Regions from separate parts of the Mus musculus genome. Here regions 2, 3 and 4 are each linked to region 1. The links are chromatin loops, found by intact Hi-C in ENCODE. Cell type or tissue: left cerebral cortex. All regions are shown on one strand.

The links. Hi-C counts contacts between places; a loop is a spot of excess contacts. Peaks named below come from ENCODE experiments on the same cell type or tissue, not always from the same donor. Only the 100,000 strongest peaks of a DNase experiment are listed, where the experiment ranks them.
Region 2: a loop joins it to region 1, with 7 times the contacts of the local background. A loop is called at or near these places in 18 of 42 quality-filtered maps.
Region 3: it touches region 1 in a loop (2.6-fold over the local background); 6 of 42 quality-filtered maps call a loop at or near these places.
Region 4: it touches region 1 in a loop (6-fold over the local background); 10 of 42 quality-filtered maps call a loop at or near these places.

The regions. Positions count from the first base shown.
Region 1 is chr9:37,543,561-37,546,060 of GRCm38, forward strand. It overlaps Vsig2 (V-set and immunoglobulin domain containing 2), which reads left to right. Exons shown (of 7, transcript NM_020518.2): 7 at 450-645. The coding sequence ends at 582. Nrgn (neurogranin) reads right to left here. Exons shown (of 4, transcript NM_022029.2): 2 at 2,388-2,500; 3 at 2,140-2,157; 4 at 933-1,771. The coding sequence ends at 2,393. Among named protein-coding and RNA genes, the nearest start is that of Vsig2, 5.6 kb to the left of the region's middle. In left cerebral cortex, a CTCF peak has its summit at 1,424 (motif pointing left); DNase peaks (open chromatin) are centred at 1,448, 1,819 and 1,942; H3K4me3 peaks cover 1,794 bases; H3K27ac peaks cover 1,807 bases.
Region 2 is chr9:37,461,367-37,463,866 of GRCm38, forward strand. No RefSeq gene overlaps it. Among named protein-coding and RNA genes, the nearest start is that of Msantd2, 27 kb to the right of the region's middle. In left cerebral cortex, a CTCF peak has its summit at 1,517 (motif pointing right); DNase peaks (open chromatin) are centred at 382 and 1,663.
Region 3 is chr9:37,411,409-37,413,908 of GRCm38, forward strand. It overlaps Robo4 (roundabout guidance receptor 4), which reads left to right. Exons shown (of 18, transcript NM_001309390.2): 16 at 1-295; 17 at 1,621-1,827; 18 at 1,969-2,500. The coding sequence ends at 1,979. Among named protein-coding and RNA genes, the nearest start is that of Robo4, 11 kb to the left of the region's middle. In left cerebral cortex, no CTCF peak of the experiment used is centred here; no DNase peak of the experiment used is centred here.
Region 4 is chr9:37,429,756-37,432,255 of GRCm38, forward strand. Robo3 (roundabout guidance receptor 3) reads right to left here. Exons shown (of 28, transcript NM_001164767.1): 2 at 1-59. Among named protein-coding and RNA genes, the nearest start is that of Robo3, 2.2 kb to the right of the region's middle. In left cerebral cortex, CTCF peaks have their summits at 985 (motif pointing right) and 2,459 (motif pointing right); DNase peaks (open chromatin) are centred at 212, 1,051, 1,940 and 2,463; H3K4me3 peaks cover 960 bases; H3K27ac peaks cover 2,046 bases.

The DNA.
Region 1 (2,500 bases):
AGAACAACTTTTTGGAGTCATTTTTCACTGAGCTGGAGCTGGTCAAGTGAGCTAGATGCCAAGTGAACCCCAGAGATCCATGACTTGTGTCTGATATATTTTATGATAATTCTTGGGGGTTTGATTTAAGGTCTTCCTGCTTAGAAGCAAAGCACTTTCCCCACTGAGCCACCTCCTCAACTCCCAGGACATGTCTTAAAATGTGGTCTTCAGATGACTAGACAAACCCACCAGTAACTTCTTTAAACACTCAGATTTAGGCCAATTTCTATGCCTCCAAAGGCAAAGTGTGTGTGTCAGTGGTGAGACCGGCCTGGATTCCCTTCATTTTAAACAAAGTTCTACAGATGATTCTCAGGACAGCAAAATTTACATGTCCCTGAGTTAGAGGATGACAGTTGCCTAAGGGATGTTTCTAGCCTCTGTGTGACTTTGCTTGTACCCTTCAGGGAGGATGCAACCGCTCCTGGGGTTTTTGAGCAAGCTTCTATGAGAGCCGATCATAGCAAAGAGCTCCTGGAGAAGTCTCCATGTGCCAGCACCATGACCACCACTAAGTCCAAACTCTCTATGGTTGTCTGACTTCTGATCGCTGAGGGTGGTGAGCGTCCATGTTAATAATTAAAGCCTAAACCATGCCACCTCGTTCTCCTTTCTAGTGGTGAATTCCTCTTCAAAGAGTGCTATCAATAAGGGAAGGAATGAATTTGAAATCCCGGAGACCGTGCTGCCTTGGGAAGTTCCGGCTGGGTCAAAGGGATAGGCTTCAACCTAGGTGTCTTTGTATAGCTCCTACTCTTTTACCCCACGCCTGGTCTCTGAGTTTTGGTTTGACTAAATGAGATTTGTTCCGGCTTCCGTTAGTGGCCTTATGCAAACCCTGCTCCCCCTACTTCCCATTCCCTCCCGCCCCCCACCCTGCACCCCTCTGTACACTTAGACATTCCTCTTTATTATTCACATTCCAACCCAGTATGGTAACATGCACACGCAGAGATTAAAAACCTTCCAGCCACAACCCCAGGAGCCCAACGGGGGAGAGGCTATCATGGGGCGGGGCTGCGGAAGTCTCCTCCTGCCGGAGCCTCCAGGCGCTCAGGAGGCTTTTGCATAAACAAAGAAGAGCGGGAGGGGCTGCTCTCAGGGTGCGTTTTCAAGAAAAAAGAGGGTGACAGGCAGGTATGGGATAGGACTTCACTTTCCATTTGAGCAAGGGAAATTATCAGATAACCATGAAAACCTCCTCCCCTCTTTCCTAGCCCCAGGTTTAGGAGGTTGAGGTTAGGCTAGGGTGGAAAGACGCGGGCGCCCCCTTTCGTTGCCCACAGAACGAAAGGACTTGGTGGTTGCTTTTTTTTTTCTTTCTTTCTTTTTCTTTTTTTCTTTCTTTTTTTGAGAGTATTTGGGCGACGCATTGGGCGCCCTCTGCAGTACGCGCAGCGAAGCGCACCGAGGCTGCGGAGGCAGAGCTGCATGCTGGGCGCGTGGACAGGTGGGCGTGAAGCAAAAGGACATTTTTGGGAGTATGGGGTTTGGGACGAGGGTGGGGAGAAAAGGCAAAAGGAGACCACGTTAGACTGAAGAGCTAAAAAGGGCACGGACTTGGCTACGCCAAGACGAAGCCAGCCTGGGAGAGGGAGTCTCTGGGACGCGGCGGGGGGAGGGGGGGGGCTCCTGAAGCTGGCTGGTTGGTGGGAAGGAGGGGCTCACAAACACAGTAGGGAAGTCTTGTCACTGCGAAGGGGACGCGGCATCCGACTCTCCTCTGGAACTGAGGAAAGAGAAGGTCTGAGAATCTGCCTTCCGCTGGTACCATTTCCCTCTCCCTTTCGGGGAGTGTCATCCAGACCCCCTCCCTGACTCACTGAGCTGATGTGTGCCCCAGGGCAACTACGTGAGTGAGGCTCCCTGTGCTCATGACCCTCGGCCGAGCTTGTGCAGTCAAATGAGGGTGACTGTGTGTACGTGTTGGTCCAAGTGTGTCCCTGCCGCAGCCTCAGGCGTCTGGACATACCAGAGGCCTGCAAAGTTATGTTCCTTAGCCAGGAGGGGTTCAGGGCTAGCAGAGAGAAGGACTAGGGAACTGGGTCATTTCTCCCACCCAGCCTACTCCCCTACAAACTCTGCTGCTTTGGTTACCTTCTAAAACGTTCAGCTCTTCGGTCCAAGATGAAGCAGACAAGAGGAAGGGAGAAACAGGTTAGCTCTTGGCAAATCAGCATCCTTGGCCTTCTCCCACCTACTTGTCTGAGTAGTCTAGGTCCCCACCCTTAACTACCTTCACCATCTTCTCCACTCCCAGCCCAACCTTAGACTTCCCCAGCTTTTTCCAAGCAGGCCTGGAAGATGAGAACCTCCCGCCTGCGAAGCACTCCAGGCAGCCTCACCTGGCCTAGTCTCCGCTGGGGCCGCCGCCCGCGCCTCCCCGGGCGCCCCCAGCTCCGCCTGGTCCCCCGGGGCCCGGTCCCTTCCGGCCACACTCTCCGCTCTTTATCTTCTT
Region 2 (2,500 bases), 82 kb before region 1:
CCAGACAGAATTGGGGCACTTTCCAGTCTTCCACACTATAGGGAAGTGAGGTGAGTCTTCCATGAGTCTTGAAGGGATGAAGAAAAGGATACTGGGATAGAAACAGTCCCAGTTACTTATTCTGGACACTGTGGAGGTCTCTCTCTAAAGCAATATGAAATGAAGTCTGAGTCTCTGGCTCTGTATAAAGATCACAGTACCATAACCTGTCTCACCAAGGCTAATTTGGAAATTATGTTCACAGCAACAGTGCCAAGTGGAGTTGGCAAAAGCCCTCTGTGATGACCCTGTGTTTTTCCATTTGGAGATGTTTTGTTCCCTCTACCACTCAGGGGAAGTAACTAGGTTGTCTGATGGGTTCGTTGGCTTCCTTCCCTCTCACTCCCAGCCTCCTCCAGGTCTGCGACTTTCTGCCTGTGCTGGTCAAAATACAGTGTGCATCCCAATCACTTGGACATCTGAACACCCACAGTTTCTGATTCTTTTCATCTGGGAAGGGGCCAGGAGATTTGAATTTCTAAGAGCTGCCGGGTGACTAGTATGGTAATGGTGTTGTAATAGCATCCTTAGTGAGAGCTTAGTCTAGCTGGAAAGGAACAATCTAGGCTTCTGAAATTGGTGGAAGCAGAAGCACTCAGTCCTGGAAAAGCTGAGGTACCTTCACTCTCAAGGAGAGATCCACAAGCGAATGCCTGGAAGATCCGCAGGGTGTGCGCGTGCATGCGCGTGCGTCTGTCTGTCTGTATTTGGAAATTTGGAGGAGTCTCTTAATAGATTCATAATTTACTCTTGCCCTTAGCCTTTCAAAGCAGGCCTGAGAGACAGGAGGATCTCTGTAAGTTTGAGGTCAGCCTGGTCCAGGACAGCAGGATAGCCTGTCTCAAAGCACAAACAAACAAAAAAACTTATCAGCAAACAAAAACAAACCCCCACAGCCTTTCAAAGGGACAAAGGGAGCAAGAGCTGCCTGATTTATTTTTCTAACTTGTCCGTCAGTCACCGGAGCAGTACAGATGTGATCTAAACATTTTTGCCTGTAAATGAACATAGGTTTTAGTACATAAGAGCAATTCAGTGTATGTGTATGACTGTCCCCCCTCTGCTGCTTCTGGCTGTTTTGAAACACTCTTAAGGTGAGATGAGTTTCAGCTATCTGCTGACAATTATTCCCTAAAGTGTCAAATTATTATCGGTAAAGGGCCATTGGTTTATCACAAGTAATGCTGGAATTAACAAAAAGTAAATAAAAATTACATTAAAAAATTATTTGAAGGGCTGGAGAGATGGCTCAGAGGTTAAGAGCACTGACTGCTCTCCCAGAGGTCCTGAGCTCAATTCCCAGCAACCACATGGTGGCTCACAACCATCTGTAATGGGATCTGATGCCCTCTTCTGGTGTGTCTGAAGGGCAGCGACAGTGTACTCATAATATATATATATAATAAAGAAATAAAATCTTTAAAATTAAAAATTATTTGAAAGAAGCGTTAGATGAGAAAGCAAGTGGCTTTTTATTTCTTACCACCAGGTGGCAGGCCTTGACTCATTAATGAGAATCCTCCCCCAGAGCTAAAGGCTGGGAGATGATTCTCAAATCGGAGCCAGGGCAAAGGGGACTGTTTCTGTACTTAGATGGGGATTGCGGGAGAGAGAGTGGGTAGTTGAAAATGCCTTTGTATCTGCTGCCAAGAAACCTAAGGCATCCTGTGATTCCTCATCTGTGAAAGCGGGGCGGCGAAGCTTAGATGTGCTACATTTTCCTTCTGGAAAGGGACATACTCTCTGGTAAAGGCTTCTCAACTAAGAACAATGCAAAAAAAAAAAAATCTAGTTTTAAACTAGACGTTTCTGAAGTCATAAAAATGTGGCATCTCTGCACAACTTAGCAAGCACACAGCTTGGCTTCTCTTGCTTCCAGTCCATGTCTGCTGGTCACCCTCTTATGTCTTGCATGGTCTGGGGTGGGTTTTAGAGAAGGATAGCTGGGGCTGGAGAGATGGTGATTAAGAGCATTGGTTGTTCTTCTGGAGGACCCAGACTTCTATTCCCAGCATCCACATGGCAGCTAACACCTGTCTGTATCTCTTGTCTCAGGGGACTGGACACCTTCACATAGACATACATGTAGGCAAAATGCCAATACACATAAAATAAACATTACTATAAAATAAAAGGATAGTTGAACATACCCAAGGCAAAGGTGGGTGCAGGCATCTCAAGGTACACACACACACACACAGACACACACACACACACCATGTATGTGTGTGTTTAAAACTTTTTATTGATTCTTTGTGAATTTTACATTATCTTACTTATCTTCCAGTCTCTTTGTATCTACTCTCTGCCCTTACAACCTCCTCCCAGAAAGAATAAAATGTTTCTCATCCTGGAAGCTACAGTGTGTCACACAGTATACTCTTTTGTCCATACTTCTTTACTTGCAAATGTTCATTTCAATGAGTCATTGGTCTGGTTCAAGGCTTCTGGCTTCTGCTAC
Region 3 (2,500 bases), 130 kb before region 1:
CCAACCTGCTCAGGACTGGCAGACATGGGCAGAGCTGGCGGGGGCGTGGGGTCTGAGGTTGGGAACTTACTGTATCCACCTCGGCCCTGCCCCACCCCTACACCCAGCGAGGGCTCCCTGGCCAATGGTTGGGGCTCAGCTTCTGAGGACAATGTCCCCAGCGCCAGGGCCAGCCTGGTTAGCTCTTCTGATGGCTCCTTCCTCGCTGATACTCACTTTGCTCGTGCCCTGGCAGTGGCTGTGGATAGCTTTGGCCTCAGTCTGGATCCCAGGGAAGCTGACTGTGTCTTCACTGGTATGTGGGCCCACCCACTTTTCTTAGCATGGATACAGCTCCCCTTTTCCCTAAACAAGAGTCAGGCTTCCTAGTCACCATTAACCCTCACAGTCATCTAAACAATTAGTTTTATTGTGGTGGCACGTACCTAAAATCTCAGCATTTGGGTGGGAAAAACAGAAAAATGATGAGTTCCAGGTCAGTCTGAGCTACAAAGTAGAACTTTGTCTCAAAAGAAGGAGAGGTATTTTTTTTACCGAATGATTGGTATGTCCTAGGTACTAAGAGAAGTGCTTCCCATGGATAATTAAGAACTCCCTGAGGAGAATTCTTTACCATTCTTTCCAATGCAGAAAGCACTAGGTCAGGCAGATGCACTGACCACTTTAGGTTCCCCCATAGATCACGGATGAATAGTCCAATTATGAAGGCTAGAGGAATCCAGCTGGGTGGCCCAAAATCCCCACCTTCAGGACTGGGCTATTCGCCAGATGTGGGTCCCAGAAAGAGCTGCCCCACAGCTAGTCTTCTTTCAACTGGCACTTCATATGCCTCCTAGCTCCTTCCGGGCTTCCAGGCCTCATGACTGCCTGTCCATGGCTGAGGTTGAGGAATACCTGGGCTCAGTCTCTCTCCATGTCTGCAGGAGGTGATTTAGTGATTACTGGTCCCTTGGAAGTTCATCCTACACACACACACACACACACACACACACACACATACTTGTAATCTCACATGCACACTATCTTACTTACCTTTACTCTACCCTTTGGTCTCAAGAAAACCAAGGCCTATAGCAAAGGACAGGATAAAAATTACCCAGGTCAGGGCTAGAAAGATGGCTAAGAGGTTAAGAACCCTTTAGTGTTCTTAAAGAGGACTCATGTTCAGGTCTGGTCATCCATGACAGATGGCTCAAAAATCACCTGTAATGTTAGTTCCAGGGAATCTGATGCTCTGTTCTGGCCTCCATGGGCACTGCACTCACAAGCACTTTAACTTACACATACATGTATACTTAAAGACAAAATAAATCTTTATGAAAAAAAAATTATATCCAGGTCAAAAACACCCATCACAGGAGGAAGAGGATACCCAACAGTAGGAAGTGAAGAGTCCAGAGAGCCAGAGCTGGTCTGGAAGAAAACAAGCCAAACTACTCTCTGTAAAGAAACATATGTTAGGTCCCAGGAGCCATTGGAGCTGATGGATTGAATTAAAGTTAGGTTATATTTAGGGGTAGAGATGTATGTGGACCCCAAATCAGTCCTAAGCTTTCTGCTGTAAATTGGTCCCTAGGAGGTAAATATTAAACCTTCTGACTGATCCACCTTCTTTATCAGATGCCTCATCACCTCCCTCCCCTCGGGGTGATCTCTCCCTGACCCGAAGCTTCTCTCTGCCTTTGTGGGAGTGGAGGCCAGACTGGTTGGAAGATGCTGAGATCAGCCACACCCAGAGGCTGGGGAGGGGGCTGCCTCCCTGGCCTCCTGATTCTAGGGCCTCTTCCCAGCGAAGTTGGCTAACTGGTGCTGTGCCCAAGGCTGGTGGTAAGTATCTGGCTGACTGGCTAACATTAATTAACAATTAACTAACTAACTAATTAACAATTAACCTTAATTGAGAAGTCCTGGAGAAGAACCAAAAGGGAGCTTGGGGTTTTAGTAACTCTATTCTCCTTCAAATTCCAGATTCCTCCTGAATTGTCCCTGAGAAGGCCAGAAGAGCACCCAGACCACTCTCCTGTCTGTCCCCTGGCTTTCTCACATGTGGAGGTCTTGGCCTATGCTTCTCTGTAATAGAAGTCCACCGTCACTAGGCTTCTGGAGAGCTCTGTCATTGGGATTGTTAAAATAAATGAAAGCAAACCAAAATATGATCACGGGAGTCTTGGATTCCCACTGAGAACAAGACAGCATCTTCAGGACAGCAGACTCTCCACAACCAGAACCTTTGGCCTAAGTAAGCCTGGCTCCGGAGCTCCCACCTAAGTGGATCATGGAAAGAAGGGAAGCCAACCAGGTCTTCAGGAAGGACAGAAATGTTTTTTGGTGAGGGCTATGGTGGAGGACCTGTGGAAGAGCCCTCTCATATCTACTTGGACTCCTCCCTTAGAGGCCAGCTCAACCCTTTCCCCAGTCACACCATGCAAGGAAACTAAAGGAGAAAGGTCGTGGATGCAGTGGGCCCTATACAGCGTCACAGTCAATGCTTCAAAGTGAG
Region 4 (2,500 bases), 110 kb before region 1:
CAGATCTGGCGGCTGCTCCACGATGCGTGGCATGGCATCTTCTGGCCCAACTCTTGACCCTGGAGAAGAAGGTAACTCCAAGTACCCAGGCAAAGCAACTGGGGGAAGACCAGGTTTGCTCTGAAGAGTAAGAGAACCCTCTGCCTCACTCATCTCCCATGCTTCCTTTGCTAGAGAGTCATCTACATCACATCGGCCCACCAGTCCTCCTGCTCTGTAGGCTCTGGTAACGCCTTAGCCTGGAACAACGGAACCGCCCTCAGATAGGCAGATCTATAGAAGGATCCGGGCACAAACTCCTAGGAAGGTTTTCTGGGCCTTCTTGAGATCCAGGCCTCATTTCTTGACTAGTGAGCGATGACTGAGCATGCTTTGGTGAGGAACCTGTACCCTAGCAAGTTGATTTGCATTCACACACACTGGATCGCATATAAGTCTTCCTCAGTGAGCAACCAACCATGCATACCGTACCGTAGCAGACACTAGATTATTCATCTCTGATGATCTCTGCTCCCACAGATGAAATGGACAAAATTAATTGTCCTGGATTCTTCGTATAAAAAAAGGTGTTAAGGGCTGGGGCTAAGACTAGAAAAGTTCTTAATTTGAATGCTATGAAGCCCCAGGCAATCACGGTTTTTTCCCCCCCTATTTCCAGGAATCCTGTGAAGTCACAGAAATTAAATATGGTGGAAGTGGAAATTTGAGTGGCGCTGCTTTTCCTGAAAGGTACAGTTTTAAAAATCAAGAAATTCCTTTCCTCCCTAGCTCTCTTGAAACTATTTCTCTGTACATTCCGCCCCTGTCTTTCTCTTGTCCTACAGACCTCCTTCCTGAAGCTGGGTCATCTCCTGCCTCAGGTTTGGGACCCAGGTGTCATCCTCACCCACAAATGTTCCCATGCCTCCATGTATCCTCATTCTCGCCTATGCAGAAGAGTTAAATACTGAGCTCTCAGTCAGACCTATTCGCTTCTGCCAGTAGGCGGCGCTGAAGCCTTGCACAATCTGGTGTCCTTAAATAACCAGTGACTCTTGGGCGCATCTGTTCTGCGGCTCTCTCTCGCCCCCACCCCGCCTACCCTGTTCCAATATCCTCAGAGACCTCTTGGTTCTAGGCCCAGTGGGGGATTAGGTTTCGTTTCTTGCCCTTCCTTTTAAGAGTTCTGGTATAGAGAATGCTGGGGCGTGGCGGGTGCAGGCTCCACCCTGGTCGTTGATTTGATTGCTCAGTGTAAAATCAGTTTCTCTCCCACGTATGGAAGAGAATAAACTTCTCAGTCTTTTCCCTTCCAGATAGATGGAAGGATGTCTGCTGCTCAAGCATCTCTTTCCTCCGTCCCATCCCAATCCTGTTTTGGAAACACTCCACTGAGAGAGGCCCCTGGAATGGTTAGAGCCCAGGTTTTGGCTTCGAAATGCTCTGAGCTAGAATCTCAGATTTGACACTTCCCAGAGTTAGTAAGCTGGACATCTTATTTAACTGCAGCCCGTTGGTGGCCCATGCCTGTAAGCCCACTGCTCTGGGTGTGGAGGCGTCTAAGTTACATAGTTAGGCTAGGTCTCAAAAAACAAAAAGGTTCAGGTCTCTAAATTTCACTTCCTTATCTGCAATGTGGGAGTTCAAAACCCCCAAAAAGATGCAAGGCACAACAGTAGCTATGACAAGTTTACCATTACTTAATATCCTTTCTTCTCCAGCACTTTAATGTGGTTCCTACAGTCTCTACCTGAATGAGACTTTAGGCTCTAGTATTTCTAAACCCATCCCATCTCCACTTCAAAAACCTCTCATATGTGATAAAAATACACTTTAAGTTCCCTGCTGCCAAGATCTTGCTCTATGCTTTTGTGGTCACTGCCCTATTCTTTATCCTCCATAGCTGTTTTTTTGTTTTGTTTTCCCTAGTGGCAGTGTGTAGTGACCAACAACCATCGTCCCTCCCTGACTTTTCAAGCTTAAATGAAAAGATAGATGTCTGGTATAAAGCTCTAGGTGAGTAAAAAATCCGAGAAAATAACTGCTTGGTCTCTTGGGACTCCTCAAAGGTGGCAAGACTGGAGAATCTCAGCCCTCTTCAAACTCCTTCCACACAACACCCTTCTGATCCACGCTTTCCCTCTAATTCCTGCAGACACAGCCGAGGGCTCTCTTTCCCTGGAATTTCTTCCCTGTCATTCCTGGTCTCCAGAGATGCTTCGACAGCAGCCTAATGAATAGCTAATGGCCATGCAAATAGGGCTCTGGGGCTCCTCCCTTGCACCTGAGTACGGGGGGGGGGGGGAGAGAGAGAGAGAACGAGAGAGAGAGAGAGAGAGAGAGAGAGAGAGAGAGAGAGAGAGAGAGAGAGAGAATCCTTTCATCTTTTAGAGACTGCAAAGGTGGACCATGTCCAGAGTCCGGGGCCCTAGCCTAAGTTGGGCAGAGGCTTCCAGAGGGAGAGTTCCTGACGTAGCCAGCAGGGAGCGCGATCAGGCCTCTCTCCAGACTGCCTGCAGCG